Linked DNA regions of Mus musculus: regions 2, 3, 4, 5, 6 and 7 are each linked to region 1. Evidence: chromatin loops called from intact Hi-C (ENCODE). Cell type or tissue: heart. All regions are shown on one strand.

Evidence for each region. Peaks named below come from ENCODE experiments on the same cell type or tissue, not always from the same donor. Only the 100,000 strongest peaks of a DNase experiment are listed, where the experiment ranks them.
Region 2: a loop joins it to region 1, with 2.9 times the contacts of the local background. A loop is called at or near these places in 2 of 42 quality-filtered maps.
Region 3: a loop joins it to region 1, with 2.5 times the contacts of the local background. A loop is called at or near these places in 2 of 42 quality-filtered maps.
Region 4: it touches region 1 in a loop (7-fold over the local background); 9 of 42 quality-filtered maps call a loop at or near these places.
Region 5: it touches region 1 in a loop (2.5-fold over the local background); 10 of 42 quality-filtered maps call a loop at or near these places.
Region 6: it touches region 1 in a loop (2.6-fold over the local background); 12 of 42 quality-filtered maps call a loop at or near these places.
Region 7: it touches region 1 in a loop (4-fold over the local background); 5 of 42 quality-filtered maps call a loop at or near these places.

The regions. Positions count from the first base shown.
Region 1 is chr17:45,733,712-45,737,711 of GRCm38, forward strand. It overlaps 1600014C23Rik (RIKEN cDNA 1600014C23 gene), which reads right to left and starts at 133. Exons shown (of 2, transcript NM_028164.1): 1 at 1-133. The coding sequence starts at 82. It overlaps F630040K05Rik (RIKEN cDNA F630040K05 gene), which reads left to right and starts at 795. Exons shown (of 5, transcript NR_152153.1): 1 at 795-1,135. In heart, a CTCF peak has its summit at 1,922 (motif pointing right); DNase peaks (open chromatin) are centred at 300, 1,940, 2,230, 3,130 and 2 weaker places; H3K4me3 peaks cover 2,750 bases; H3K27ac peaks cover 4,000 bases; H3K27me3 peaks cover 31 bases.
Region 2 is chr17:46,250,382-46,254,381 of GRCm38, forward strand. Yipf3 (Yip1 domain family, member 3) reads left to right here. Exons shown (of 9, transcript NM_145353.2): 4 at 30-75; 5 at 189-281; 6 at 413-544; 7 at 733-846; 8 at 983-1,106; 9 at 1,185-2,156. The coding sequence ends at 1,333. Lrrc73 (leucine rich repeat containing 73) reads left to right here and starts at 3,784. Exons shown (of 6, transcript NM_001111142.1): 1 at 3,784-4,000. The coding sequence starts at 3,964. In heart, CTCF peaks have their summits at 960 and 2,388 (motif pointing left); DNase peaks (open chromatin) are centred at 260, 1,140, 3,090, 3,530 and 2 weaker places; H3K4me3 peaks cover 1,162 bases; H3K27ac peaks cover 892 bases; H3K27me3 peaks cover 268 bases.
Region 3 is chr17:45,884,668-45,888,667 of GRCm38, forward strand. Gm41584 (a long non-coding RNA gene) reads left to right here and starts at 643. Exons shown (of 2, transcript XR_876835.2): 1 at 643-2,918; 2 at 3,222-3,956. RefSeq lists an enhancer at 1,025-3,065. In heart, no CTCF peak of the experiment used is centred here; DNase peaks (open chromatin) are centred at 1,094 and 1,874; H3K4me3 peaks cover 773 bases; H3K27ac peaks cover 2,379 bases; H3K27me3 peaks cover 1,766 bases.
Region 4 is chr17:45,810,696-45,814,695 of GRCm38, forward strand. The region is part of intron 1 of Gm46607 (a long non-coding RNA gene); the gene reads left to right. Among named protein-coding and RNA genes, the nearest start is that of Gm35692, 16 kb to the right of the region's middle. In heart, no CTCF peak of the experiment used is centred here; DNase peaks (open chromatin) are centred at 1,336 and 2,086; H3K27ac peaks cover 1,315 bases; H3K27me3 peaks cover 3,249 bases.
Region 5 is chr17:45,848,317-45,852,316 of GRCm38, forward strand. No RefSeq gene overlaps it. Among named protein-coding and RNA genes, the nearest start is that of Gm35692, 21 kb to the left of the region's middle. In heart, CTCF peaks have their summits at 473 (motif pointing right) and 2,141 (motif pointing right); DNase peaks (open chromatin) are centred at 465 and 2,045; H3K27ac peaks cover 845 bases; H3K27me3 peaks cover 1,832 bases.
Region 6 is chr17:45,803,248-45,807,247 of GRCm38, forward strand. The region is part of intron 1 of Gm46607 (a long non-coding RNA gene); the gene reads left to right. Among named protein-coding and RNA genes, the nearest start is that of Gm46607, 17 kb to the left of the region's middle. In heart, a CTCF peak has its summit at 2,329 (motif pointing right); no DNase peak of the experiment used is centred here; H3K4me3 peaks cover 908 bases; H3K27ac peaks cover 1,137 bases; H3K27me3 peaks cover 3,899 bases.
Region 7 is chr17:46,297,251-46,301,250 of GRCm38, forward strand. Dlk2 (delta like non-canonical Notch ligand 2) reads left to right here and starts at 678. Exons shown (of 6, transcript NM_001286013.1): 1 at 678-828; 2 at 1,318-1,448; 3 at 1,698-1,761; 4 at 3,701-3,831. The coding sequence starts at 1,373. Gm41588 (a long non-coding RNA gene) reads left to right here and starts at 1,768. Exons shown (of 2, transcript XR_876844.1): 1 at 1,768-2,109; 2 at 2,193-2,840. In heart, a CTCF peak has its summit at 1,519 (motif pointing left); DNase peaks (open chromatin) are centred at 921 and 1,501; H3K4me3 peaks cover 2,077 bases; H3K27ac peaks cover 846 bases; H3K27me3 peaks cover 3,630 bases.

The DNA of each region.
Region 1 (4,000 bases):
GTAGATGGGTCGAACTGGGCACAGTATGCCTGATGGATAGAGAGGACAGTTCTCTGTTGAGGGCCCAGGAAATGATTTCCATGTAAATGAGATGCAAACTCCTTAATGAGTTTGCAATTAGGAGTCCAAGCCTGCCAGGCCTGGGCAATGCCTTTGGGTTTTATGAATGGGCCGGGGCCCGGAGGGGGGAGGCGGCGCGCCGGTCCGCCCCCACAGCTCCCTGTCTCCGGGCCCGCGACATGCCGCGCCGCACGTTGCTGCCTCCCGGCCCGCCGCAACTTGGCCGATCGCCAGCGGGTCAGCTGCTCCGGACCGCGCGGGAGGCTGTCGGCCAGAGTCCCCGCCACGCTGCCTGCCCGCGTCGCGTTGTGGCCGAGGACACACCCCCTGGGGCCTGGTTAGGGCTCTGTCCTCCGGCGCCCCTTTCCCCGTTATGGGAATGGCTTCTCGCTGCCGAAATAGCGAAGCTAGCCTTTGGGCTGGGAGCGCACTGGCTCCTAACTTGTAGGGCTGTACGTGCGTGACCTTGGGCAGGGTGCAAACAGAGGTGACAGAGAGGAACCAGTTCTCACCCTAGAGTTCCTGCATCTCTCTAGCTCCCTTCTTTGGTTTTCTCCTGGCTTGCTCTCAAAGGTGATTCCCACCAAACCCAGGGCACCTGCTTTGTTGTATACAAAGCTGCCCCCTGTCTGTTCCGGGCCTGGGTTTGCCTTGGGGTTGAAAAGAAAGGCCTTCTAAGTGAGTGCGTGTGCAGGGGAGAGTTATGGTCCCCCAAGACTCACCAGATTGACAGTGTAGAGTCTTCTTTCCCCAAAGCTTCCTCCCCTCCCCCACTGCTTTCAGAGTAGATTAACTAATTACTTCCAATTAAAGCCGGTAGATCTCTGTACCTCCTGGGCTTCAACACTGCCCCTAGGAGTCTCCCTAGGCTGCCTGGGTCTGAAAGGGACCTGGCCACTTAGGGGGATCAGTGAATCAGTTAAGTAATGCAGGGGGCCACAAAGGAAGCCCACTGGGTCATGTGCTTGACGGGGAGGGCTGCAGACAAGCCTGGCCCTCTGGCTGCAGCATGGAAGTGTGGCCCTGCTTCAGGCCCTAATGGGCCCGGGAAGGTCAGGAGCTGCCGTCTTTGGAGGTAAGTCAGCCGGGTGAAGGTCCTGTGCAGATGCCCAGGGCTAGAGAAGCAACCACCAGAGGATAATCCAGAAGCCACCAGTCCTTGGGGACACTCGTAGCCTCCCTCACCCAGGATGTCCCTCCTCTGCCTTCCAAGTGCTCCACCCTTCACTGGTCTCAGCACTAGCCCAGCCCAGTCCATCCCAGGCCCCACCCTGACCCCACGTGTGGGACGTGAGGGGAAGGATACCTGGCATCAGAGGTAGGGCGATGGGTTGTGACCTAAGTCTCACCTCTGGACAAGCTGGCCTGTCTTGGTCAGGCAAGCTCATGCCAAGATGTGACTCAGGGCCAGGGCCTAATTCTATCTTGAGTTCTGCTGTAGCAGGGATCTGGGCTTGGATCTCTGTGTGTATGTTTCTGGCTTGAGGTGCCCTCTCTCTCTCAGCTCTTAGGTTCTAGGGTTCTGGCTATAGCTGCACCTTCTAGCACGTTGCCCTGGTAGGAGGTGGCAGGAAAGGCTTTCTGGCAGGAATAAGAGTTTCAGGGGCAGAGGGCAACTGAGCTATTCAGGGCAGGAAGTGCCACTTCTGGGGTGTTAAAAGTCTGTTTGCCAGCTTGCTTAACCCCTAGGTCCATATAAAGCGGGTCACAACTTCCTCACATCTAGGGTTGCTTCTTTATGTATGCTCAGGTCAGTGACAGGGCAGCTTAACGTTTTTACTTGTTTCTCTGTCCCTTGTCCCCCTTCTCAGACCTTCCCAAAGATCTGTAGGACTCTGTTCTTTCCTGCATTTCTTTCTGGCCAGCAGAGGGCGCTGCCCAAGGACTGAGGCCACCAGGGAGGTGGGTAGAGAATCCTTCCTTGTGTAGGGCTAGTAAGTCCGGTCTCCCTGGCCTGTCCTCCCCACCCCCCCAGCTGCCCCCCAGGAAGTTTGCCTTTCTTTTTGATGATTTAGACTTAACCTGTCAGAGGGTTCGAAGTTAGACAACAGGATGAACCCAGGTGGCTTTGGGCAGGAAAAAGAGCTTGAGGGACAGAGATGCCTCTCCCAACATCTTAAATGGGGAAGGCGCACTGGAGATGGCCGGCTTTCCTTCCCTGACCTTGGAAGAAGGGTTGGGAGGGGCTGCATAGACTAGCTGGTGTCCCACCCTGTGGGAGGGACTGCTGTGGACATCTGGGCTACATCTGGGATCCTGGCAAGACAGCTCATGGGTTATAGGATTCAGCCCCTGGTGGTCTCTCATTAGGCTCCCGGGGAACCCTTTATAAACAGGTACACACCTGCTACAATGACCTGTAGTTGTAACACCACCAAATTCGGGCCGACTCAGTTATCCTGGGCAGCAGCAGGCTCCACTAGATCTTTCTGTCTCTGGTTGGGGCAGGGGTGGGGGTGGGAGCTGATACTGGCCTTATGTCCTGGGGTCCATTCTGCCCTCCAGGTGGGTAGGAGGGAGGATTGAGTGTGGCCTCAGCACCTTTCAGAAACTCTGCCTCATGGTAGGCCGAGTGGGGAAGGGGTTACAGTTGGGTCGATTCACACAAAAGCTCGACAATGTGGTTGGGACAGAAAGCGAGGGAGGGGACAGCAGGGGCTATTCTTTCCTGCGTCTAAGGGTCTGGGGTCTGCGTGGGGAACAACACAGAGGGGGTTAAAATAAAACCAAACAAAAAACCCCCAACCAACCTCTGCATCCGCTCCCTGCCAGGAATCCCGGGAAGGGAGCAGGAGGATGGCCAAAATGGCCTTGCAGAAAGGAGTTGGAGGGGGAGGGGGAGACGGGCCGAGAGCGGAGCCCACCCGGACTGTCCCCCTGGTCGGCCCACTCGGGGGGCCCGGCCCCTCTTCCCAGCCCCTTCCCCGCCGGCGCGGCGCGGCGCGGCCCCTCCCCCAGGCCGAGCGCCGCCTCCCCCTCCCCTCCTCCCCCTCCCATCCCGCGCTGCAGCTGCTGCCGACGGCCCATTCTGCACGTAGCGAATGGAGGAGCAGCACAAGGGAGGCCTCGAGTGCGCGCGCGCGGGAGCCCGGGGCCGCGCGGGCGGGGGAGCGGAGAAGTGAGCGCGTGCGCGGCGTCGCGCCGCGTCCCGGAGCGCGCGCGCGCCAAGTTCCGGAGCGCGCGGTTTGTCCGCGCGCGGCTGCGGGGCTGGTGATGCTCAGCGGTAGCCACCAGTCCCTCTCTCCCAGGGTCCCTCCGCATACGCACTCCTTTTCCAATCAGCGCAACCTCTACCCAGGCCCCTTAAACGCCCCCACCCCAATAGCACTGTTCCTGGCGCATAGTAGGCTCTTCTTGTAGTAGGGGTGTTGCGATGCATCGATTGATTAGCCCAATGGGGTCACTGCCCTGTAATAAACCAGGAACTGGGCGGGGAGCTGAAAGAAGAATGAAACCGATGGTCCTTAGCCATGAGAGATAACCATGTTTCCTCTAGGAGCCTGCACCTAAGGCAGGCCCCATGAAACGCCCTGTAAGGGCCTGGAGAGGCAAAAACCACTTGAGGGTTTTTACCTCTCTTTCCTCTGGATAGGACCTCCCAGGGGAACGCCTTCTCTAGTCACTTCCCTTTCTTTGTCACCTGCACAGTTCCTACCCCACTGGGTGTCCAGGATCTGGCGTGGCTCTGCCCACACTTCTGGCAAGGGCGTGTTAGGGTGAACATACAGTCTGTTCTGGGAGGGTTCAGAGGCTATAACATACAGTACTCCAGGGGCACCCTCCCCACTTCCCTAATCCTTGATCTCAGAGGTTGACAGGTAAATACTGTAGAGATTGTTCCTTCCCTACGTGGCCCAGGTTGGCAGTGTGCTTCCCGGCGTTTGCTGGGGCTTCCCTAAGTGTGGGCACTTAGCAAGGCATGTGTAGGGGCTTGCAAAAG
Region 2 (4,000 bases), 520 kb after region 1:
CTCTCCTCTCCTCTCCTCTCCTCTCCCAGGCTCCTGGAGTCCATGATCCCTATCAAGATGGTCAACTTCCCCCAGGTAAGGAGGGAAAGGCCACCAAGCTAAGCCTGGGTGTCCTCAGAGCAGGGGAGGGAGGCCACCAAGCTAAGCCTGGCTGGCAGTCTCTAGTAAGCATGTTACTGTACTGACAGAAAGTCGCGGGCGAGCTCTACGGACCGCTCATGCTGGTCTTCACACTGGTGGCCATCCTCCTGCATGGAATGAAGACTTCTGACACCATTATCGTAAGCAGGACACCGGCCTTAGGGGAGACGGGTGGCTGGTGGAGGTGAGGCAGGGGCAGCCCTGCGCAAAAGGCCCTGGGTAAGGCTGAGGCCAGAGGTCTCTCAGCCTAAGCAGAGCTTTCACCCCACAGCGGGAGGGCACCCTCATGGGCACAGCCATAGGCACCTGCTTTGGATACTGGCTGGGTGTCTCGTCCTTCATTTATTTCCTTGCCTACCTGTGTAACGCCCAGATCACCATGCTACAGATGTTGGCACTGCTGGTAAGGAGCCGAGCCTGGGGGTGGCTGGGGGGTCTGCTGCACTCTGCCATCTGTGGACCTGGGATGGGGGGACACCTGGGATGGGAGGAGCAGGGGGCAGACCGGGATAGGAGCAGCGAGCTAAAATACCCCACTTCGGGACCAAAGGTCTGTGCAGCCCAAGTGATGGTGCTGTCCTCTCTCTCCAGGGCTACGGCCTCTTCGGGCACTGCATAGTCCTGTTCATCACCTATAACATCCACCTTCATGCCCTCTTCTACCTCTTCTGGCTGCTGGTGGGTGGGCTCTCTACCCTGCGCATGGTAAGCTGAGCAGATTTTGCTGTCTGCCCCACAAAGAGCTCTAGAAGGATGCACTGACAGCTCTGCCCCAGGCTTGGAGTATCTGCTCCATCCCTCACTTGACAGGGCCTTCTGAACTGTCTACCTGTGGCCCTAGGTGGCAGTGTTGGTGTCGCGGACTGTGGGCCCTACTCAGCGGCTGCTGCTCTGTGGCACGCTGGCTGCCCTGCACATGCTCTTCCTGCTCTATCTGCACTTCGCCTACCACAAAGTGGTGGAGGGTGAGTGGCGGGCTGCAGAGGGAGTGGGCTGGGTGAGCTGACCTGGGGGCCACTCATTCTCCACCCTCCCTCCTTTAGGGATCCTGGACACCCTGGAGGGCCCCAACATCCCACCCATGCAGAGGGTCCCCAGAGACATCCCCGCTGTGCTCCCTGCTGCCAGGCTGCCCGTCGCTGTGATCAATGCTACCGCCAAGGCAATAGCAGTGACTCTGCAGTCACATTGACCCTCTCTGAAATCCTCGGCCTGCCCTGACCCCCAGCTCCGGGGCAGAGGAAGATTAAAGGACAGTACTGAGGATGTGTGTGCCCAGGTCTGCAGCCACCAGGCTGTGGCTGCCTAAACACCTGCTGGGCACCAGGCTTGGCTTCTGAAGGGCACAAGACCAGGAACTCACAGCTAGGACTGCAAGTCTCTGCAGCCAAGTGCAGAATATGGGTCAGCTCTTCTGAGGCCCTCACCCCCTTTCTCTCTACTCCCCTTCTGTCCTAAATATAGACTTGGTAATTAAAATACTGATTGAAGTCTAGACCTGTAGCTCCTGTTGGCAGCCATCCTCCTGCCACCCGTTCTGATGCCCATTACTGCCCCACAGAGCAGTGGGTAGGCAGCCCACAGTCCTCATGTATAATGCTAGGCTGGCTGTCCTTTTGAGAGGCCAGGGCAACAATGACAAATTTCCACTTACATCATTACAAAGACCCCTGTGCTATCATGAGAGAATGTCCCCATCAGCTGACATTTGAAGCTAAGCATGGTCTAAGTGTTAGTGACCAGCACCCTTTAACCTCCACGGAAGGAAATCCAGGCCAAGTGTACATTGCTTTTCATCGCAGCAGGTGCACAGGAACATGGATCTTCAAGGCCAACCCAGTCAACAGAGTTCCAAACCACTTAGGGCCATACAGTTCTTTGAGGGGACTAGACCAGTTCCCAGCACCCATGCTGGATGGTTCACAGTTGCTTTTAGCTCCAGCTCCTCCAAGGACCTCAGGGTGCCTGCACTCACTGCACAGGCACAAGCATTAACATAATTAAAAATAAAACCTGCTGGATGGTTCACAGTTGCTTTTAGCTCCAGCTCCTCCAAGGACCTCAGGGTGCCTGCACTCACTGCACAGGCACAAGCATTAACATAATTAAAAATAAAACCTAGGGGTGGGGAGATGGCACTGAGTGTACAGTCTTTCCCCTTGCAAAGACAAGGAATCAGTAGCTCAGTTCTCAGCATCCGTGGTGGGTGGGTCAGGGTTTCCTAACTTTAGCGCCCTCTTCTGGATTCTGCAGGCACCGGCAAACCTGAAGTGGTTAAATACAGTTAATAGGAGTAGGGCTGGGTGTTTTATTTTTTTATTTTCCCCCTGCCTGTGAGGTATAGGGGTGGGATAAGGTCCCCCTGTGTAGCTCTGCCTTTCCTGGAACTCACCAGGTAGACCAGAGATCCATCCATCAGCCTCTCCACAAAAACTGAGATTAAAGGCACGTGTCTAGGTCTGGCTCACTTTTGTTTTCGTTTTTTTGAGACAGGGTTTCTCAGTGCAGCCCTTGCTGTCCTGGAAACTCACTCTGTAGACCAAGCTAGCTCGGAACTCAGTGACCCACCTGCCTCTGCCTCCTGAGTGCTGGGATTGAAGGTGCCACCACACCCTCTGACTCGCTTTTTTTTTTTTTTTTTTTAAAGAATGGCACTTCCTCTGCCTACTCTACTGTCCTGTTGCACTAATGAAGCCCCCACTGCAATCAGAGATAAAACTCAGCTTCACTGTGGCGGCTTTACACGCCCCCACCCACCCCGATTCCCCACGGCTCTGGGATGAACTGACACCCTTTGATTTGGGCAACCCCACTTTCCTGTTTGGTATGTTCAAAGGTGGTAGCCAGGGGCGGTGGTGGCACACGCACTTGGGAGGCAGAGGCAGGCAGATTTCTGAGTTCGAGGCCAGCCTGGTTTACAAAGTGAGTTCCAGGACAGCTGTATAGAGAAACCCTGTCTCGAAAAAAAACCAAAGGTGGTTCATCTGCCCTAACCTAGGGATCCTGCCCCGTGCCACCATATTGACCAGGAAGTCCCTGTGGACTGGAATCCCCACGCATGCTTCGCCTCGCGTTACTGGGGGGCGGGGCGCGAACGGATTACAGAGCCAATGGACTTCAAGCAGGACTGATTGCGGGGTCTTGGCGAGTCTCCGGATTTAGACCTTAAGAATGGAGAAGCACCAGAGAATAAGTAAAAAGAGAACGAAGTGACATCAAAAGCGGTCTGAGCGTGACTTGCCTCCACCCTCCCCACGTGAAACTGCATCCTTCTACTTACTTCCCGCGTTGTTCGGCCCTCAGATCCTAGTTCTTTGCCCTAAGACACGCAACGCGAGCCAGCCGCGTGGTCCATGCAGGGACGGGGGGCGGGGCGAGGGCCAGTGACGCAACCGTTGCCATAGGAACTCGCCGCCTGCTCCGGCGCAGCAGCTGAAGCTGAGCTTCATCCCGCCCCGGCTGTCCCCGAGAGCCGTGCTGCCGGGCCCCGGGCCCGCAGAGCGGGCGCGGCCTCCTAAGCCGCGAGGGAGAGGACCAGCGCGGGGTGGCTGCAGCTCTGTCCCCGGCCGCCCCCGCCCCCGCCTCCCGCCGCTTCTCTTCCGCGCCTCCGCACCCAGGCCCGCGCCTGCTTTCGATCCCGCCGCGGCCGCCGTTGCCTCCGCTTCCGACTCAGCCTCTGCTGCCTCCGCCTCCGCCTCTGCCTCCGCTCCGGCCGCGACCCCAACCGGGACCGCGACCTGAATCCCCGCCCCGCCCCCGGGCCAACTTCTGCCCAGGCCGGGACACCGGCGGCAGCCCCCCCGAGGCCCAGCCGTGGGGACCATGCTGCCTAGCTCCATCCAGATTTCGGGGGAGCCGC
Region 3 (4,000 bases), 150 kb after region 1:
ACTCGAGGAGTTTAGAGATAGCTGATTCCTTAGGCGACACCCCACCCCCACCCCAGTCCCACTCCTGGTGCGGGTGGGTACCACCAGCCCACAGAGTTTGGTGGAAAAAGAGACTCTCACTCTTTAAACCCTCACCTTTCTTACTCTCTAGCCCTCCTTCTCTCCCTCTCTCCTTATCTCCTCCCCCCCCCACATGGCCATGGTGGGCCTCTCTCTTTCTACCTTCTCTTCTTCTCCCTGCCTTTCTACAATAAAGCTCTAAAACCATGAGAGAGAGAGAGAGACACAGAGAGAGACAGAGAGAAACAGAGAGAGACAGACAGAGAGAGACTCTCCTCTCTCTTTTCAGACTTGGGACAATCTCCCCTTCCATCCCCTTTCCCCAAGAGACAGAGTCTCATGTAGCTCAGGCTAGCCTTCAAGCTGCTATACAGCCAAGAGTGGCCTTGAACTTGTGACCCTCCTGCCTCCACCTCGAGAACGGTGAGATTACAAGTGTGTTCCACCTTGCCTGGTTTATTCAATGCCAGGGGTCGAGCCCAGGGGTTTGGGTATACTAGGCAAACCCTGTGCTAACTGAGTTACATTCTCAGACCTACCCATAATAATACTTCCACGGGGCCAGATTCCCCAGCTCCCTCAGGGGAGAATCCTGGCCCACAGCTTCTCTGTGGCTGCAGAGCTGAGCTCACTTAGAATCTGGAGGGAAGGAAGACTGGAAGGAAGGGGTGAAGGAAGAAGGAAGGGCTGATGGAGAGAGGGATGGCAGGCAAAAGGCAGGAGAGAGGACAGGCTCTCACTTGCTAGATGGCCACCCAAAAGAGCTACCGGGAAGACAGAGACAAGAGGTGCAAACCTGGGACCAGCAGTTTGCCCTGCATGCCTGTCTCTGGTATTGTCCAGGACTAGGGAGGCCAGAGGGTGAGTACTGCTCCCGTGGGCCCTCAGGACCTAGTTCCCTACGGCTCCCCAACAGTTATTGGCTGGGAGGCCCGGCCCCGCCTCCTCTTCCCACACCTGCGAGGGCCAGGGCTTAACAATTCTAGGAAATGTCTGCCCTGTACATTTGAGCCGGGGCCAAATGCTCCGTCTTCCATCAAGGAAGTTTGACTGTACACCTCACAAAGAAGAAGGTCCATGTGGACACACACCTGCCTGTTCCTCTTGCCGGTGTGTGTGAGAGGGGTGGGGGTGGGGGGTGACAGATACCTGAAGCCCCGAAGTGTCTCCAGGGCCAGGGGAGACCTCCTGACCTCTGTGATGCCTACAGCAGCCACCCAGGGTCTGCTAGAGGTCTAAACATTAACTTCTAATGGGAAGTGGACGGCTTAAGAGCAGGTCATCAAGGGCCACCTGGCTCCCGGGCTGCCAAGTGTTGGGCTGGCTCCTGGGTTTAGAGTCCAGCGCTGGACGGAGCAGAGAAGCCGGGAACCCAGAATCTCAGAAGCAGTGAGACCATCTTATACACAGGAACTCCCACCCTGGTCTTCCATCGGGGCTCCCGAGGCCGTTTCTCACCGCACCAGGAAGGACATCTGGAGGCAGCGCCCAAAGGCCTGGTTCAGGCAGGCTACCCAGAGAACCCCGTGCGTTCTGGGAGTCCCCTGTTTAAAGTCAAATTCTGACCTTTTGTCGTTTCCCTATCTGTAAATGGAAGTGCTCGCACAGTACAGGATGGGGTACTCTTTAAGGAGCTGTTGCTTGGGGCTTGCTGGCCTCGTCACTTTGTAGCGCAGCAGTCATCGATGCCCATTTCCGCGTTTGGATTTGGTCCCTAGGGATCTGAGCTGGAGGTTCAAGGCTCCAGGCATGTGTTGCTTCCCTCGGCTTCAACACGTACGGGTCTTCCCCTCCCCGCCCCAACGGGCAGAGCCACATCCCGGCTTCCCTCATTATCACACTGACATTTGTTTTGGCTCTCGCAGCAATGACCTGTTGAAACGAACAAAGGCTGAGGAGGGAAGACCAAGAATAGGATGGCCAGGAGCCCAGCTGTGGAGAGAGCCGCAGGCAGAGGTGTTGGTCCGTGCCCTGACCTCAGGCCGGAGGGACAAAGCTGCCGGGGCAGGGAGGTGGGTGTGAGGTGGAGGTCAGGACAGGGCTCCTCCAGCTGCGGGGGCAGGGAGGAGGGAGGCTTGCATCTGGATGCCATCTGGATCAGAGCAAACACCCAGGGGCCACTCAGGGAAACGCTTGAGAGCAAATCAAACCCTGCCTGAAATCACCACCAAGCCCTTGAATCGAATGTCTGAATGTCTGAGGAGGAGGAATGTGTGGGGGTGGGGAACCACAGCTGGGAAGAGGACAGGGAGGGGAAGCCTAGGGCCCTCCCCAACTCTGTAGACACACCCCTCAGGAGGGGGTGAAGAACAGGGGAGGGGGTGTCCCAAACATGTAGAGAGTCTGCTTTGCCAAAGAATTTTGGGTATCTGAACCCTTTGTCAGACGCTGGCCCCTTTAGGGCTGCTGGTCTTCAGGTCAATGGCTGTTCACCCTGACAGAACACCTGTGGTGTGATAATCCCAGAGACTCATGTGGTCCAACCCGTGTGGGTAGTCCGGAGTCTGACAGACTGGGTTTGATTCCTTATTTTGTCCAAAAGGGGCATTCCCGAAGGCCAGCTTGCTTGGACCACCCATTCTTGTATCTTTGAACTGTAATCTTGCAGCCTCTTGGAGCCCCTGGAAGCACTCATGGCCAGTGTCAAACTTGGGGCAAGGCAATGGCTTGTAGGAGACCCTCAAATCTTTGTGGTCTGGGGACCATACCTTCTTGGCCTATAGCAAGCAGTTACTGACCTAGCCCTTGCTTTTAACACCTCAAGAGAGGAGACAGGACATACTCACCCCAAGGTCACCAGAGACCTGCAGAATCCAGACATACTGACTTTCCCATCACCTCCCCACAGTCCAAGCCAGGTAGGTACCCTGCAGTATGGGCACATGTGTGCAAAGATGTAGGTGTCTGTGTGTGCTACATGGATGTATACATGTATGTTTGTTTATGTAGGTTAGCGTGTGTTCATTTGCATGGTTTATGTCTGTGCAAGTGTGTTCGTGAATGAAAATTTTGAAATGAAATTTCTTGTGTGAAATATACGTGCACATGTGTGATTGTATTTGCAAGTAGTATGCAAATATGACTTGCATAGCTATGTATGTATACGTATAGATTTATGTACATATCCATGCTTTTTAAAATCTATCTTTAACTGCATGTAGATATATGTGTGAAGGGGTCTGTGGATACCTGAAGAGGCCAGAGACGTCCAGCCCCTTCGAGCTGAAACTACAGATGGTTGTGAACAACTTGATGTGGAACTTGGGTCCTGTGCAAAAGAAGCAAGCACTCTGACCCGCTGACTTGGCCTTTCTGAGCCTCCATGGGCCCAGCCGGACCCGCACCTGCTGAGCTATGTGTTACCTGCCACATAAGGCCTGGAAGCCTGGGAAGTCTGAGAGTGAGCAGGCTGCCTCACAGGAGGCCTGGTGAGTTCCATTTGCTTCTAGAATTGCAGAGGAACATGGCCCAGGTCAGCCTTCCCTAAGCAATCTCTACAAAAAGACAAAGTAGAACCAGGAACACAGAGAAGATGAAGACCGACCAAGAGGAGATGGTCCAGGGACCAGGAGAGGTCAGATGAGTACAGACCGTCTACCTAGGGCAAAACTTGTTCCTGAACTGTAAGTCACTTCCCTTGCTTGTGCCTCGGCTCCTCATCTGGAAAATGGGATCATACCATCACACACCTCAGAAGGCTACTGTAAAGTTTGAAACACATCGTTACCGAGAAAAGGCTTTGTGCTTCAAACTACAAAGCGCTCCACAGATGTTAGCTGCTACTGTTTTCATAAAGCGAGAGTCACCGAGATACCTTTAAATACACGGAAAATTATGATCAGCAACTCCAGGGAGAATGAAAGGTATGCAAAGGAAATAAAAAGAAGGAGCCTGGCTACCGGCATTCCCTGGTCACCTGTCATTCCTCTCTCCCTAGGAT
Region 4 (4,000 bases), 77 kb after region 1:
AGTCTAACAGTGGGAGTAGAGAACAGACTCCTGAAGACTGCCCTCTGACGACAATTGCAGCGTGTGTGTGCCAACACTTCCTCATACATGCACAAATAATAATTAAAAAAAAATGCTACCTCTACCCAAAAGTACACACACATACACATACAAAAAGACCAACCTCATCAGTTCTGAAGAGAACAGGAAAAATCAAACCCCAACTGGTAAAAAAGAAAATATTTACTGAGCTGGGTATGTAACTGGGAGAGTTCTTGCCTAGCAAGCCTGAAGCCCTGCGTTTGATCCCCACCAATGCACAAATTGGGTTTGTGCAGCACCACCTGTAATCCCAACCCTTGTGGGGCAGAGGCAGGCGAATCGCTTCGAATTCAAGGTCGTCCTCAGCTACGTATTGAGTTAGAGCTAGCTTAGGTTACATAAAACCCCTCTCTCAAAAACAAATAACCTCCAATCTTATAGATTTTGTGATATGACACACAGCTGGTAGCTTTGAGGGGTGCAGGCTTCGTTACAATCAAATTGAGCCCCCGAGGAGCTGAGTGAAACCCGCAAGGCCACACAGGAAACTCAACAGAAGGGACCTGACACAGTCCCCTCAAGGATCCCAAGGACAAGGTGACCTCTTCCCTTCATGTAGGTTTAGGGATTTTGCTGCAGGAGGAGCCGGTATCTTCACTAATTTCCTGCAGTAGCTGGGAGGGGGCTGCTGACATGGCTACCCCTGTTCCATCCCACCCTAGGCTGAACACAGGGCCCCTGACATGGTCTATCACAGTCTAGGATAGTCCTTGTGGTTCTAGGACCAGAGGTGAGGAGGTAGTGGACGGGGGTCTGGATGGAAGGTCATTGTCTCTGCATTGGCGTTTCTGGGATCTCGGGGTAGTGGGGTGGAGGGGGTAGGCATCCTCCTTCCTGGCCGGGCCCTGGTAGAGCCACATTGCTTGTGAGTTCTTTGGACCCTGCTCTTTTCCAGGAGGAACAGCTGAGACAGGGGCTCCATTTGAGGACATGGGGAGGATCAGAGTGCGGGGTGGCTCAGCTCTGTCCAGGAGTGGGTGTACCCTGCCTCGCTGGCTTCACTACCTCGAGCTGTGTCATATGATGGGGCCTGAGGTGACAGGTGTAACGGGAGATTTTCCTAGCCAGCCCTCTGATTATATTAAGCTCCGTGTCCCCTGCTTCCAGGACTCTCCCTCCTGCCCTAGGGACTCTGCACTTGGACTAAGGAATTGTCACTTGTACCCAGCCCTACCCTCCTAACGTGGAGGCATGGGCTTAATGAGGTCAGTCCAGCAGGTAGGGTGGGGACATGGAATATTTAGGCTCTGGCAGCAGAGGTGCTGGCACGGCCTCATCACCCTCACAGTAACCGCCCACGCATCATCCAGGCTCACAAGGGCACAGGAATAGCAACTGAAATATGCAGCTTATACAGCCACCCCGTGGGTCCCCAGGCAGCCTCAGGGGTCCCCAGGACTCTACCATCAATCACCCCATAACCTTGCTCGGGGGCCCACATCTGCACCTCAGCCACCACCCAAGCATCCGTGCATGCTTGCACACCGGTGTACCTGCATGGAGGCCACCCACCCCTGTCTTCTATTCCCTCTGAGCCCCCGATCTGTGGCTGAATTGGAGAGCATTTGGGGGACTTCAAAAGGAATGAAGTCTAAGGCTGTACGCCTTCTCTATATAGAGAGAGCTCAGATCCTATGGGCTCCCTATCCTTCCACCAGTGGGACTTACTGCCCGGGGCAGGGAGGAGGCCCTGAAAACTCTGCCTTCTCCCAAGGGTGGGGACAGAGGCAGGTTTGGGGTTATTAATAACCGTGCTTCTGACTGGAAAGGCCTGTGCAGAAGTCCCTGCCATAGCCAATTGGAGAAGAACTTTCCAGGAAAGCAAGCTTTCCTCTGGTTCCAGGATTATTTCCACTCCTGACTTCACCTCTTTGGTGTGTAGGGCTCTTGCCAGGCTCCACCAACTGGCCGACGGGCTTGCTGTCACCTGGCAGCTGGCATCCACCTTGGCTGCCACCCAGAGAAGGTCACACTGCATGTGGGTTGTGGGGCCGGCATCGGGGCTATTTTCTCTGTCATGTGGCTCTGTGCCTCCTCCCTGCCCAGACTGGAGCCTGCTGTGTGAGAGTGCATGGCCTGTCCTGGCCCACCTACTCAGGGCATCGGGACATTGTCCTGGCACCTTGCTCTGCAAGGGCAGGCAGCTGACAGGCACTGGGGCCAGAGAACTGAGGCAAGTTGATCGTCTGGCTCTTCCTGCCTTTGTGACCTTGAACAAGCAGGACTTGACTTCTTTGTGGCTTGATGTCACATTTGGTAAAAGGGCTCAGCCACAGTTAGCTTGCAAGGGCTAGACGTGAGCAACTGTGAGGGGCTGCCAGGGAAAGGGTTCATATCTGGCTCAGTCACCTTTCTCATCTGTGTCACTACTGTGGCTGTCTCCAACACCTCCACCATTAACCCCACACAGTACTGTCACCAGCACCTCCCACCTCTGTCTACCATATCCATATGGCTGAGACAACTGCAGCTACTCCACGTTGCTACTCCACGAACACCAGCCCACAGTTGCTATGGCCAAGGTCATGTGAAATGAGGCCTGTCATGTGATTCTGCACCATTGGGAATGGTTTATATAGTCCTGCTTCCTTCCAGTCCAGCTGTGAATCTCATACCGTTTCTTTCATTGGCCCATGAAACATGTGACCCAGCTTCAAGTGTCCCCACCAGTGGCTGTGGTTATGTGTGTGTGCACACACATGCTCACACTCACACACTCATAGTTAAAACTAGTATTCAAAAATCACCCTCTACTTATTTATTTTAAAATTTTTGGAAGTTTATTTGTTTTATTTTATATATATGAGTGTTTTGTTTGAATGTAAGTCTGTGCAGCACTTGCATGCCTGGTGCCCATGAAGGCCAGAAGAGGGACTTGGAACCTCTGGGACTGAAGTGATGGATGGTTGTGAGCCACCATGTGGATGCTGGGAATCAAACCAGAGGTCCTCTGTAAGAGCAACAAGTGTTCGCTCTTAATCACTGAGCCATGTTTCCAGTTCTATTTCACTAACTTGTTTTTTTTAGAAAATGTATCACTATGTAGCTCTGGCTAGCCTGGAACTCACTCTATAGACCAGGCTGCCCTCAAACTCACTGAGATCCATCTGCCTCAGCCACCACACCCAGCTTTCAATCTCTTTTCCTTGCCCACACACAGGACAGGTTCTGCCATTGGCGGTATGACCTTAGACAAGTCACCCTGTCTCTTTGTCATAGGACACCATGTGCCCTCGAGGCACAGTGAGGGGCTCCTGAGATGGGGGACTTCAGGACTCAGAAGGGACAGAGGGACAGCTTTGCTCGCTGGCCTCCAGGCAGCTCCGTAGCCTGGTGTTATTATTGGTTTTCCCCTCTTGCCTGTTTGGCATGAGACTTTGCCCTTCCAGTGAAAATTGAAACTAATGACCATGTTCTCATCTCACATGAAAGTCTGTGGAGAAGGCAGGTGTCTCCTATCTGCTCTGGGAAGGTGTCCTTGCACACTAGGTAAGAGTCAGGTTCTGGGTAGAAAGGGCCAAGCAGAGAAGACAGCCATCTAGAGCTCAGCATGAATCCTAACCTCGACAGCCGAGCACCTGTGAGCAACTGCCTCATCTGCTCATCTTTGAATGCCCTGTCTCAGTTTCTCTCTCTGCTTGGTGGGTCCTGTGCCGGCCCCCAAGAGGCTATTACCACTGGCTGGTCGACCCTGAACTATGGACAGCCAGAATAGCCTTTGGGTTCCCACCCTTCCCGGCAGACTAAGACAGTCCTGGCTTAGCCTGCTTCTCAGAGTGGGTGAAAGAATCGGAGTGGTGGGAGCTGCTGCAAGCCCAGAATTGAGCCCCGGGCAAGTTACAGGAGCAGCTAGTAAAGATTAAGCCCAAGCCAGAATCCACTTAGCCGGACCTGAGAGGGTGTCCTGGAACTGGGTGGG
Region 5 (4,000 bases), 110 kb after region 1:
GGTGTGTGAGAGCCAGGAGGCCAAGGCCAAGGCTGTCCCAGAGGTTATGTGGGATTGCCAGCCTAGGGGCTCAGTTGCTGGTCTATGGAGCTGAGCGGGACTACAGCTCAGGGGCTCCTGGCCTGAAGAAGGAATCACTTAAACTTAGACACAGGGAGTTTCCAGTCTGATGGGGAGCCAGCCTGGCTTGCACTCATCTGCAGACATAACTGTTGCCTCTGGAGTGGGTAGAGGGGCACCAGCATTCAAAGCCCCTCTGTACTCAACCTCTCTAGGAGGGGCTCAGATCACCCCAAATCCATCCTCCGTGTAGATCTCCTCAACAGATAACCTGAAGACCCGACAGGTGCCCGGCATGTGACTCCCTCACTCCCATAGTGGAAGGAGAGTCAGCCTCCAAGTGCAGACAGACAGACAGCAGCGGCGGCGTCCCAGTGTCTGAGCTCCTCCTCAGGGCTGGGTCCAGCAGAGGGAGCTGCCAGCCAGCGGGAGCTGAGGAGAGCTGTCCCTGACCCCTAAGAAGGCCTTGAGGATGCCATGCCCAATGGGTGTGGGATTTACCCCGGGGCTGGAGCTGCACAGGATCCAAGCTGCCCCACAACATCCTGATACTCAGCACTATCCCCTCAGAGACCCCTTTGAAGAACACCAGCTCTATGGCTCACTAGCTAGGCATAGCTGGTCTTTCAGTCACCTCTAGAGGAGGTAGAAATTCAAGGCGGCAGAGACCTAGGTGTAAATTCTTCCACTTTGCTTTCTATGTCTATAGCAGGAAAACTGGAGAGCCAGCTCAAACCTCAGTTTGACCGTCTGTGAAATGTACTGCCCTGACCTGAGACTCAATTTCCATCATCTGTAAAATGGGCGGTGATGAAGAGCCAGCACGTGGAATCTGTCTGGCACATAGCATGTGCCTGTGTGGGGTACAGTCCCTTCTCTACATTGTGTCCCTTCCGTGTTGGTCAGGGCTTCTCCTAAGCCAAAGTTGAGAAGCTCGGGTAGGGAGGCTCAAGCCGCATTGCTCAGATGAGTAGACTTCCCGGGTCTCTTCATTCTCCTCTGTCTCTCTGTCTCTCTGTCTCTCTGTCTCTCTGTCTCTCTGTCTCTCTGTCTCTCTGTCTCTCTGTCTCTCTGTCTCTGTCTCTCTCTGTCTCTCTCTGTCTCTCTGTCTCTGTCTCTCTCTCTCTCTCTCTCTCTTACACACACACACACACACACACACACACACACACACACACACACACACACACCCCTACAGCCAGAATGGAATGGGACAGATCTGAACCAGGGGCCACAACCCCACTGACCCCTCGCCCATCCCTAACCACCATTACTTGTAATCACACATTCCGGCTGTGGGTCAGCTCCTGCTAAGACGTGCTGGCCCCTGGCCGTCCTCCTCAGTGTCGGTGCTGATGTTAGTGGGTTCTAAATGCTCATTCCCCTTCCTAGTCAACGTGTTCACTGAGGATTGGCAAAAGTCTGTGATCTCACAGAACTGACATGCCAAGAGTGGAGGGGGACATATATCAAATGAAACAAGCACAATATATGGGATATGTGGGCAGGCTTACTACACAGTCCACACGGTCACCACAGTGCAGTGGAACGTCTGCTTAGCATATGGGAAGAGATGTGCAAATGTCCTGGGCTCCACTCACAGCTCTGAAAAGAAGAAAAAAAAAGTTGCAGGGAAACAAAATTTAGAGAACAGGGGACAGGCAGGAAGGGGACAGGGAATGATGTAGTTTTAAATAGGGAGGTTGGGGATGCCTCGATGAGAGGGGACAGTTTGAGTATGGACATCAAAGGGTGAGACCCTTGCACGCGGAAGTGAACACGCAGAGTGGCGAGGATGTCGTGTACAAAGGCCCTGCGCTGACTGTACTGTCCGATGGTTTGAGGGACAGCCAGGACAGCAGTAGGGGGTAAGGAATGACGTAGTGGCAGATAAGGTCCCAGGGAAGGACACCGAGCCCTTTGTCCCCAGGCCAAACACAGACAGAGGGAAAGAGCAGAAAACCTCCCTGATGGGCAGTAAGCAAAGAGCTGAGCCCAGAGCTCCCAGGACTGGAGATGGAGACACCTAGACCCACCCTGGCTTGGCCCTGAGACTCTGCCCAGTGGAGACTATTGCCAGCTGAGGGCACTGCCTATCTTCTAGAGCTCTTGGGTAGGTGTAGGGCTGCTCCCCACCTAAGCCAGGGTGAGCTGTAGAATCTGTGTAGTGAATGTTTTGACAGTCAGTCAATGAGGGAGTGGTCAGGACAAAGAGGAGGAAGGGCGGGACCAAGGAAGGAAGAAAGGAAGGAAGAAGGGAAGGACTGACGGACAAAATGAATGAGTATTGCTCACAGATCCAGGTCCTCAATGCCCTTAGCATAGAAACCAGGCTAGAGAGTTTGGAAAGCCACCCACAGAAAATCCAGGGAGGGCAGCAGGACCCTGAGGTCTCACCTTCTCTGCCAGTTCCTGGGTGACCATTGTCCCTAGCAATGCACTCCTCAGTGCATGCTCTGATACTGCAAGTGCATGCTCCAGGTAATGGGGGGATGTGGTCTTGGAGTGTAGTCACTGCCGCTGGTGGCATGTCACCATTATCAACCACAGACTGCAAGTCAGGTTCCATCCCAACTATGCCACTGGCAGATTCGAAGTAGCTTCCCTGAGCCAGACGAGGGGACAAGGGTTCTCCTCCCTGGGTGGGGAGCCCCCTCTTACCGTTGCTCAGCACCCTCTGAGCTCATCCACCCAGTACTCTTATTTCCTGGGAGACCAGCCCAGTGTCCAACTGCAGTCCTGATTCATACAGCCCAGTTATATGCTGGGTTAAAGAAAACAAACAGCGACTCATGGACCAGCAAGATTGTCTGCCAGACCCAGCGGCCTTCCATGTGGGGATGCTGCGCTGGCTGTCTGTCCAGGCCACAGGGGGAGAGGTATGGGAAGCAAGAATATGTGAGACAGTCCAGTCAAGCTAGGAACCTGTCACTTCCTTCCAGAAAACAGATCTAGGAAAACCATGTGCGTAGAGGAATAACTCTGAGTCTCTCCTAGCCTAGGCCATGCAAGCAGCCAGCCTGGCTCACTGCCTCAACTCTTCTCTCTGGCCTCATGTAGCTCTCCTACCTGGAGAGTGGCTGGGAGAAAGTGGGCCGTTCCACCCACCCCTGCAGTCTCCTCTCCCCTCTCCTCTGCATGTGCTCTGTACACTCTGTGCGATCGGTCATACTGTGGTTGGAGGGTGCCCACTTTCCTCTGTCCAAAGACCCGGCTTTCTAGCCCATCCTGTACCCTTCTGATTCCCCAGGAAAAAGCACACTGAAGAGCGTCTCCTGACCAGGTAGGTATAGCTCTTCCTACTATCAGTTCCGTCTAGAAGCTGATCAGGCAGGACGGCAAGGGAGTGGAGGTCACTGTGTAGAGGGGTGGCCTGTGGGACTGTAGAGAGGACCTAGGCAGGTGGTCAGAGATCTGGGCCCCTCCTAGCTCTCTCAAGGGTTCCCATTCCTATTTTTTTTTTTACACACTTAAGAAGAAAAGCAATACCCCAGCTGTGACCACAACATGGGATTAGTAGTTAAGATAAAAAGCTGACTGGGGTCCTTGCCTGTGCAGCAGCAGTTGGGGTGACATCGGTCTTAGGAGCAATGTGCTGAGGGATGTGAGCCCCAGCAGTTGCCATCCGGGCCTCCAGGGAGGCAGTTATACAGGGAAGGGGAGGGGGCGTAGTTTTGAGCTTTCAAAGTTAAGAAAAACCAAGAGGGTCAGGACACCGGGCAATGGGGGAATGAATGGCTTGTCATGGCCAGCCAAGTGGGTGGCACAGGAGAGCTCATTCAGGTCCCACACTGAAAGTGATCGTGGAAAATCTGGCAAAGTCTTTGCCAAATGCTGGTGCATGGCTGGTCCAGCCCACAGTGTGGCTGATGCAACAGAGATTGGGATTTCAAGGATAAAGAACGGAATGACGTTCTTGCCTTAGTCGTCTCAGATGGAG
Region 6 (4,000 bases), 70 kb after region 1:
ACCTTTCTCTGTTACCTCAGAGAAGAGAGATGCCACATGAGTCACCCTTTAAGAGGAGACTTATTTTAAAAGGAAAAAGTTCAAAAACTATAAATCCTAAAGAAATTCATTTTAAACGCAGGGAAACTGAGTCCCAGAGGAACAAATGGCCTCGCAAGGTCACAGCGACGTCAGCACCAGAGCGAGAACCATATCCAGCTGCCCGGCTCCTAGACTAATGTTTTTGCCAAAACCAGGCAGAAATGTTCCTTTTAGGAGGTAGCAGGTGGGGCAGTGTGCCAGGAAGGCACTGTCACAGACATGGCTAAGGTCATGCTTGCCCACTCCCTGGGGCCCCTAAGATGTCCCCTTGAGGATCGTCGTACTGGAGAGGACACTCAGTTCTGAACTGGAGGCCTGAGGTTTTGGATGGGGAAGGGGGAGGGGGACAGGGGAGAGAGAGAGAGAGAGAGAGAGAGAGAGAGAGAGAGAGAGAGAGAGAGCCATCTGGGAGGGATTCCTCATGCCCACTGAAAACAGTCACCATCCAAGCTGGCACCCAGTTTCTGTCTCCCTCCTACTAGGAGAAGAAATAGAGAGAGCTTGTGTCCAGGCACAGAAGGTGGCTCTAAGGTGACAACTGCTGGCTAGAAAGGTGGGCGGGTCTTGTCAATGTTCCGATGATTCTAACTATTAGACACAGCAAATCAGGGGGCTCTGTGGGGACCCCGTGCCTCCTGTAATGCCCAGCTGGGCTCCTAGGAAATGCTGTTGGGCCATGGGATGGATGGGTCATATCCCCTCACCCTTTACAAGAACCAGCCTTCTCCCTCCCCTCCCCCGTCCTTTAGAGACAAGGACTGAGTTATTCTTAGTACGTTTCATTCATCAGAGTATGACAAATGGTGTCCTGGGAGGGATGTGTGTGCACCACAGGGAGCCAGAGGGTGGAGTGCAAAGGTCCCATCCACAGGGAGAAGCCATTAGGTCTAGTGAGCTCCATCTGGAGGGAGATACAATCTGTCCTCAGGAATATCCACTCCGAGGGGACATGTGTCCCCAGGGAGTACAGGTCTGAAGGGACATAACCTGTCCTCAGGGAATACAGGTCTGAAGGAAACATGGCCTGTCCTCAGGAAACCTGAGTTTATGTAAGATACTCTCTGGTCCTCAGCAAGCCTCTGTCTGAGGAGACACGACCTGTCTTCAGGGAGTCCCAGTCTAAATGGGGGAGACTGAGTGCCTCTTCTTTGGGAGCCTCTGTGTGGGTGGGGAGACACAAGCCTCTCTTCCTGGGCTTCCCTGAAAGTCCACCCTGAGGGAGACAGAGAAGGTTCTGCCCTCAGGAACTGGCCTCATGGTAAGCAGGCAGCTGCCAGCCCTGCGGAGAATGGCAGCCCAAGACAGCATGGACTCAGGATAGGAAACACAGCTAAAGTGACACCCAGCCATCACTGTCACCAGAAATGGGGTGGCCTAGAGATGACAGAGGAGATGGGATCCCGGGGATAGGAGCACCAGGGTGTCCGAGGCTCTGTGGCTCACACCGCACACCCTGCTCCTCGCTGGCCCCCTTGAGTCCACAGGCTAACGCTGGTCAGCAGAGGGACTCTAGGCCTGAGAGGTGGGCATGACACTTTTTACAGGAGGGTAATTAACAAGAGCCAATGGTGCTTGCCTCACAGCCACCAGTAAGAGCTAAAGCTGACCAGGAGGGCTTTCCCCAGTCTTCTGTGTCCCAGGAGAAAAACAAGGACAATGTCGTTTCTCACATGGCCTTCTCTGAACTTTCCCCTAGGCTTTCTTGTTCCTGTCAACGAAATCGGGCCTTGTTCACTATTCTTTACTAGCAGAGAAAGTGAATCCGGGTGAGTCTTGGGCTTCCCAAGTCTCCCACCTCCAGGCCAGGGTTAGCACAGTCAGAGGACAGTCCTATAGGGTATGGAACAGCCCCTGAAGTGGCGGCAGGTGGAGCCTTTGCTGCTGCTGCGGACTTGAAAGGGGTCATGAGGGCAGGGTGCAGGTTCTAGGACCTGGAATGAGGGGAATGGGGCTAATGACAATGACAGCTCCCCTTGGTCCAGTGCTGCTGAGGCCACGGATGGCAGCGGCGGTGGGTAATTAGAACGCATCAGCCGTGGCCCAGCGTCCTGTAATTTCTCCCTTTTCATGCGCTCTGGTGTGATGTACGAGGTGAGGCGATGGCTGCTCCGCCGTGAGTCACCTTCGGAATCGACGCAGGGACGCAGGGGGCGGCAGAGGCCACGGAGAAGGGACTCCCGCGGCAGAAGGCCAAGGGTCACCTGCCGGCAGGGCTCTCGGCCTGGCCTTCCCTTGGGGAGCCTTGCAGCGGGGAGCAGTCCCACCTGCAGGGGGCGCCCTGAGACGGTTATCCTCCCCCCCCCCCAAGTTCCGGGGCGTCTTGCCACCCGAAGGCAGGTGCACTGAAGAAGAGTCGGGCAAGTGCATTGCAGTTCCTCCTAGGCTGGGATGCGACAGGTGTCAAGTCACAGTGCAGAAGGAAGGGGCTGCGAGTTCTGGCCCAGCTCTGAATCAATTCGGGAGAGCAAGGGGAGGAGCCAGCGGGGGGCTACCTCAGGGAGGGGAGTTTATTTATTAGCCAGATTAGCCCGCATTAATGGGGGCGCGGTGGTGGCCGGCGGCAGCGGGGACATAGCTGGCATAGCTGGCATAGCGGCTGGGCCTCCCGCGGTGCGCGCTCTGGAGGCTTCAAAGGGGCTTAAAGAGGCCCCCGGTGGCACTGCCATGGCCCCTCCGGGGAGGGCGTGGGCGGCGGGGGAGAAGGCCAGCATTGTGCGGGAGGATTAGGGATCTGGCCTGGAAGGAATTTTAAACTGCTACAGCTGAGCCCCAGGAACCACGCTTCCCCCAACACACACACACACACACACACACACACACACACACACACACACACACAAGCACACACAAACTTGCACGCACACACACACATATACAGTAGTCATGAGGAGCTGTGTTTGTCTGTCTCTCTCAAGCTGGACACTTGCTTGTTATTTGGCAAATAACACAGGCTATCCAGTTACATAGAATGAAGCTAAGTATAAGTATATCTCAAATGCTGTATGGGATATACTTATGCTAGGATATTTGTTGCCTTCTCTTCAGCTTAACTGGATATCTTCCACCCCCTCTAGCAGGCAATCCAGATACTTTCCCTGTGCCCAAAAAACATGTTTTTGGAATCCAGGATATTCGTAGTTCCCTGAGGGCAGGAGTCTCTGCCCCTTAGACTGAGAAGCAAGCTTTGGTCCATCAGAGCAGAGCTGAGAGTGGTGTATCTTTCCCACCAGACTGGGAACTTCCTGAGGTCAGGGGTTGATTTTTACCAGGCGTTTTAGAGAGTTTCAGGGTTAGCATCTGTTTCTAACCATGCCTGATTGTCCCTGGAGCAGGCTCTGTGGATTGCTGGAGGCCTCGTCTCTCCCAGAGCAGCGCTGGTGATCCCTGCCTGTACTAGTGAGTGTTCCTGACCACAGGAGGAGCCAGGGGCCTGGAGGATTGCCTTCCAGATGGGTCCTCCTTCTAGGAATCCAGCGTGGAGGTGCTCTGGAATGCTGAGCCTGGGAGTTTGGAGAAGAGCGTCCACATCCTCTAAGCCTTCTAATCTGTCCCTGGTCCTGGCCAGGGCTCTTGAAGGCCGCGTCTACCTGTTCCCAATTAGGTTGTGGAGAGAGTGAGGTTTGGGGGAGCTCTGAGATCTGGGTACCCAAGCTTCATGCCAGTCAAGTGTGCCTTGGTGCAGTGGTCCTGCTGGTCTCCTGGCTGCCCATGAGCATCTCAACAGATTGCCAGCCTTCTGTCAGCCTCAGCCATTCCCAAGGCCTTTGCTCCTGTCTGTGGTCTCCTTGCCTCTAGTATGCTCTGCACCCAGGGCAGCTGAAATCTTCATCAACCCGGACCACTCAAGGAGCCAAACAGGAATCCAAGGCTGCAGGGATGAGGTGGGGGTGGGGTGAGCAAGTCAGGGGAGCAGAGATAG
Region 7 (4,000 bases), 560 kb after region 1:
GGGCTGTGAAAACTGGGAGCAGATGGGAGGAAAGAACAGCGGGTACGCTGGGATGGTATTTATGTAGATATGGTCCATCCTGAAAGAGGTAGCGAAGAAAGAAAGAAGCCCACAGAGAGCAGGCGCTGACCTACGAAGCCAGTGACGAAGGCTCTGCAAGCCGGGGAGGCGTGGGCTGGTGACAGGAGGAAGGTGGCAGCAAGCATGGCTTCAGTGTGCTCGGGCTAAAACAGGAGAGCCGGGAAAGGCTAATGAAAATCACGATGCGCGGTAGACAGGGGCGTGCAGAGTCGGGCGTGGGTGAGGGGCAGAGTGGGGCGAGCGGTTGAGGTGGGGTGGGCAAGAAAATGGGAAGACAGCAGGGCGCGCACCTTCGGCCCGCGCTTTACGGTGTATGCCCAGTTCAGCTCCTTTGATTTTCTAATTTCGGAGGAAGAAAGCGAAGCAAGGGGGCTGGGGGCCGCGAAGGGAGGGGCGAAGAGCGCTGGGGGGTGCCAGGGCCGAGTGGCAGCGCGAGGTGTGGCCGTGCGCAGCGGGGGTGGGCGCGGGGCGCAGTCGGTGCGGGGCGGGCCGCGGCGGCGGGAGGGGAGAGGCGGGCTCCGCCGGCACACGCCGCCCCTGGCAGGGGGCCGAGCGCGCGCGAGGAGCCGCTGCCGCCGCTCGGGGTCGCCTGCAGCCCCAGATTCCCGAGTGCTCGGCTGGCATGGCAGCTACTTCGGTGCCGAGCCCCGCGGCCAGCTAGGGGCGGCCCCCCTCCCGCCCCCCGGCCCAGTCCGTCGGATCCGGTTTGACTCTGCGCCCCGGGGACGCGTCGCCTCCCAGCCGGAGGTGAGAAGCTAGGAGGACGCGGTCCCTCGGTGGGGACCTCAGGCCGAAGCGAGGCGGAGCGAGCGGGGTTGGGGGGCTGTGAGAGCCAGGCCTAGGTGGGTGGATGTCGGAGGACCCGGGAGGAGATCTCTTGCATCTAGGAACTGGGAGCCGCTCCTCCCCACGCCCCAGCCCCCACGTCCCGTCGCGCTCGCCTTTCCGCGCTTGTCCCCATCTCTATTGACCCCTCCACCTGGATCGCGATCGCAGCTCTGGCTGTTCCCGCGCGGTGGCCACGCTCGCTGCTGCCCATCCTTTGGCCTCTTTCCCGCAGACCTGGCTAGTGGGTTCCTGCCTCCAGTCCCTTCGCCTGCTCAACCCTTTCTCTCGCCCGCCCTTCCACTCCCCACCCGGGGAGTCCCTCTCCTTCTCCTGCTCCTGTCACTTGGAACCAGTATCAGTGCCGCTATCTCCGCGTCAAGCCGCTTCCCAGCCCGTGCCATCCCACAGGTGTCTACACGTCTGGCCGTTCATCCGTCCGTCCCTCCTGAGGCCGGAACTGACCATGCCCAGCGGCTGCCGCTGCCTAAATCTCGTGTGCCTGCTGTGCATCCTGGGGGCAACCAGCCAGCCTGCCAGAGGTGAGCCTGCCCCAGGGATTGGGTCCCGGCTCTCCTCAGCCGTCCTCGCTGGCACGTTGACCTCTGCTGGCTAGAGACGGCACTGCAACCGCTCCGTTCCATAGGGAGAGATCTATAAGTGCTCTCTTTGGAATGGGACGCTCGTCCGTGCCCATGAGTCCATCTGACTACTGAAACCTCTGCCAAGTCCCGCGCCTGGGAAGTCAGACTCGGACCCAGACTCACACCCACTACACCAATCTCTTTCAGCGGATGACTGCAGCTCCCACTGTGACCTGGCCCACGGCTGCTGCGCTCCTGACGGCTCCTGCAGGTACTTAAGCGGCACACGTGCCTCAAATCCTTTCCTCCCCACTTTTTGGTCCTTTACACCGAGAGCATGTCAAAAACCCGCAACAGTATCTAGGCGCTTAAGACCCTATTGTGTGTGTGTGTGTGTGTGTTTGTTTGTTTATACATAACAGGATGACCAGTCCCCTCCCCTCCCCTCCTCTCCTCTCCCCGTATCTCTTTTTGCTTCTTACTTTAAGAGCTTGAATAACCAACTCTTTATTCTCTCAAGGGCTTCTGTCCCTCAAGATGCCATAGAGTCATCTGAAGCTTGAGAGTTTAGGGACTGAGAGCCACAGTAAAGAGGAAACGGAAGAGAAGGGCTGCAGGGGTAGGGTAGCTCCAGGGGGAGGGAGGGCTGTAGGAAGAGGGGGCTGCAGGGGAGGGGGCTACAGGGGGAGGGGGGCTGCAGAGAGAGAATAGCTGCAAGGGGAGAGGGCTCCAGGGAGAGGTGACCCGGGGAAGGGGAGCTGCAGGGGGAGGGGGACTGTAGGGGGAGGGGTCTGCTTCTTGGAGAATTCCATCATTGACTCACCTCGGCAGACTGGGCAAATTCTGGGGCAGAGAAGGGTTTGGACATGAGAAGGGAGCTGGCGAGGGCAGATACTTGGCATGGAGCTGGGGTACTTGAGACTAGACATCCTCAGTGGGCTTATAAAAATTAAGCTGGCCGGGCGGTGGTGGCGCACGCCTTTAATCCCAGCGCTTGGGAGGCAGAGGCAAAGCAATCTCTGAGTTTGAGGCCAGCCTGGTCTACAGAGTGAGAGTTCTAGGATTGCCAAGTCTATACAGAGGAACCTTGCCTCGAAAAACAATACAACAAAAAATCATAGAGCTGGTATGGTGGCCCATACCTGTGATTTTAGCGACTGCGAAGTGATGCTAGAAAGATCAGGATTCCAAGCTAGCCTTGTCTACTTGAGACAAACAGAACACCTGCCTCACAACAAAACAACCCAGCCACTCATTCCGGAGTCTGAAGGGAAGAAGGTCACTCTTTCCAATGTGCACAACCAGACATTCCAGGAATGGCACCAGAATTACAGACATTGTTTTATTTAAGAATACTCAAAAAAAAGGGGGGGCGGGGGCTGGAGAGATGGCTCAGCGGTTAAGAGCACTGACTGCTCTTCCGAAGGTTCTGAGTTCAATTCCCAGCAACCACATGGTGGCTTACAACCATCCATAATGAGATCTGATACCCTTTTCTGGTATGTCTGAAGACAGCTACACTGTACTTACATATAATAAATAAATAAATCTTTAAAAAAATACTCTTGAAGGGAGGCATTTTTTTTTCAGTGTTCAGGTGAGAAAAGAGATTATCAAAGGCTAGACAACCAGGTACTAAACTTGAATGCTGTAGTCTGTCTGACTGCTTACATGTCCATCTGCCCAGCCCTGCACCTACCTGGGGTTGATCTGCTTTTCCTTCGCGGCTGTTGTATATCCTACCAGTTTCTAGAGGCTCTGGTTTTACCTTACACAGGCACACACACACACACACACACACACACACACAAGCTCTGGTTCTACCTTACACATGCACAGACACACACGTTCGTGCACACACACACACACACACACAGAAGCTCTGGTTCTACCTTACACATGCACAGACACACACGTTCGTGCACACACACACACACACACACACACACAGAAGCTCTGGTTCTACCTTACACATGCACAGACACACATGTTCCTACACACACACACACACACACACACACACACACACACACACACAGAAGCTCTGGTTCTACCTTACACATGCACAGACACACACGTTCGTGCACACACACATACACACACACACATAAGCTCTGGTTCTACCTTACATCCACACAGACACACATGTTCCTGCACACACACACACACACACACACGCTCGCGCCCTGATCCTGTGCTTTCTCCACCAGGTGTGACCCAGGCTGGGAGGGGCTGCACTGTGAGCGCTGTGTGAGGATGCCTGGCTGCCAGCACGGTACCTGCCACCAGCCCTGGCAGTGCATCTGCCACAGTGGCTGGGCAGGAAAGTTCTGTGACAAAGGTAGGATGGATGCGCTATTGGCTGGAGAGCCCATGTGTTTTAGAATGTCCATTAACATTTAGTGTTTGCTTATCTGACCCTTCCTTGGTGTCTGAAAGGATTCTCAACATCAACCCATGATGTTGGAAAGGTAGCTGCTAAAAATTGCATGCATTTTTTTTTTAGATTT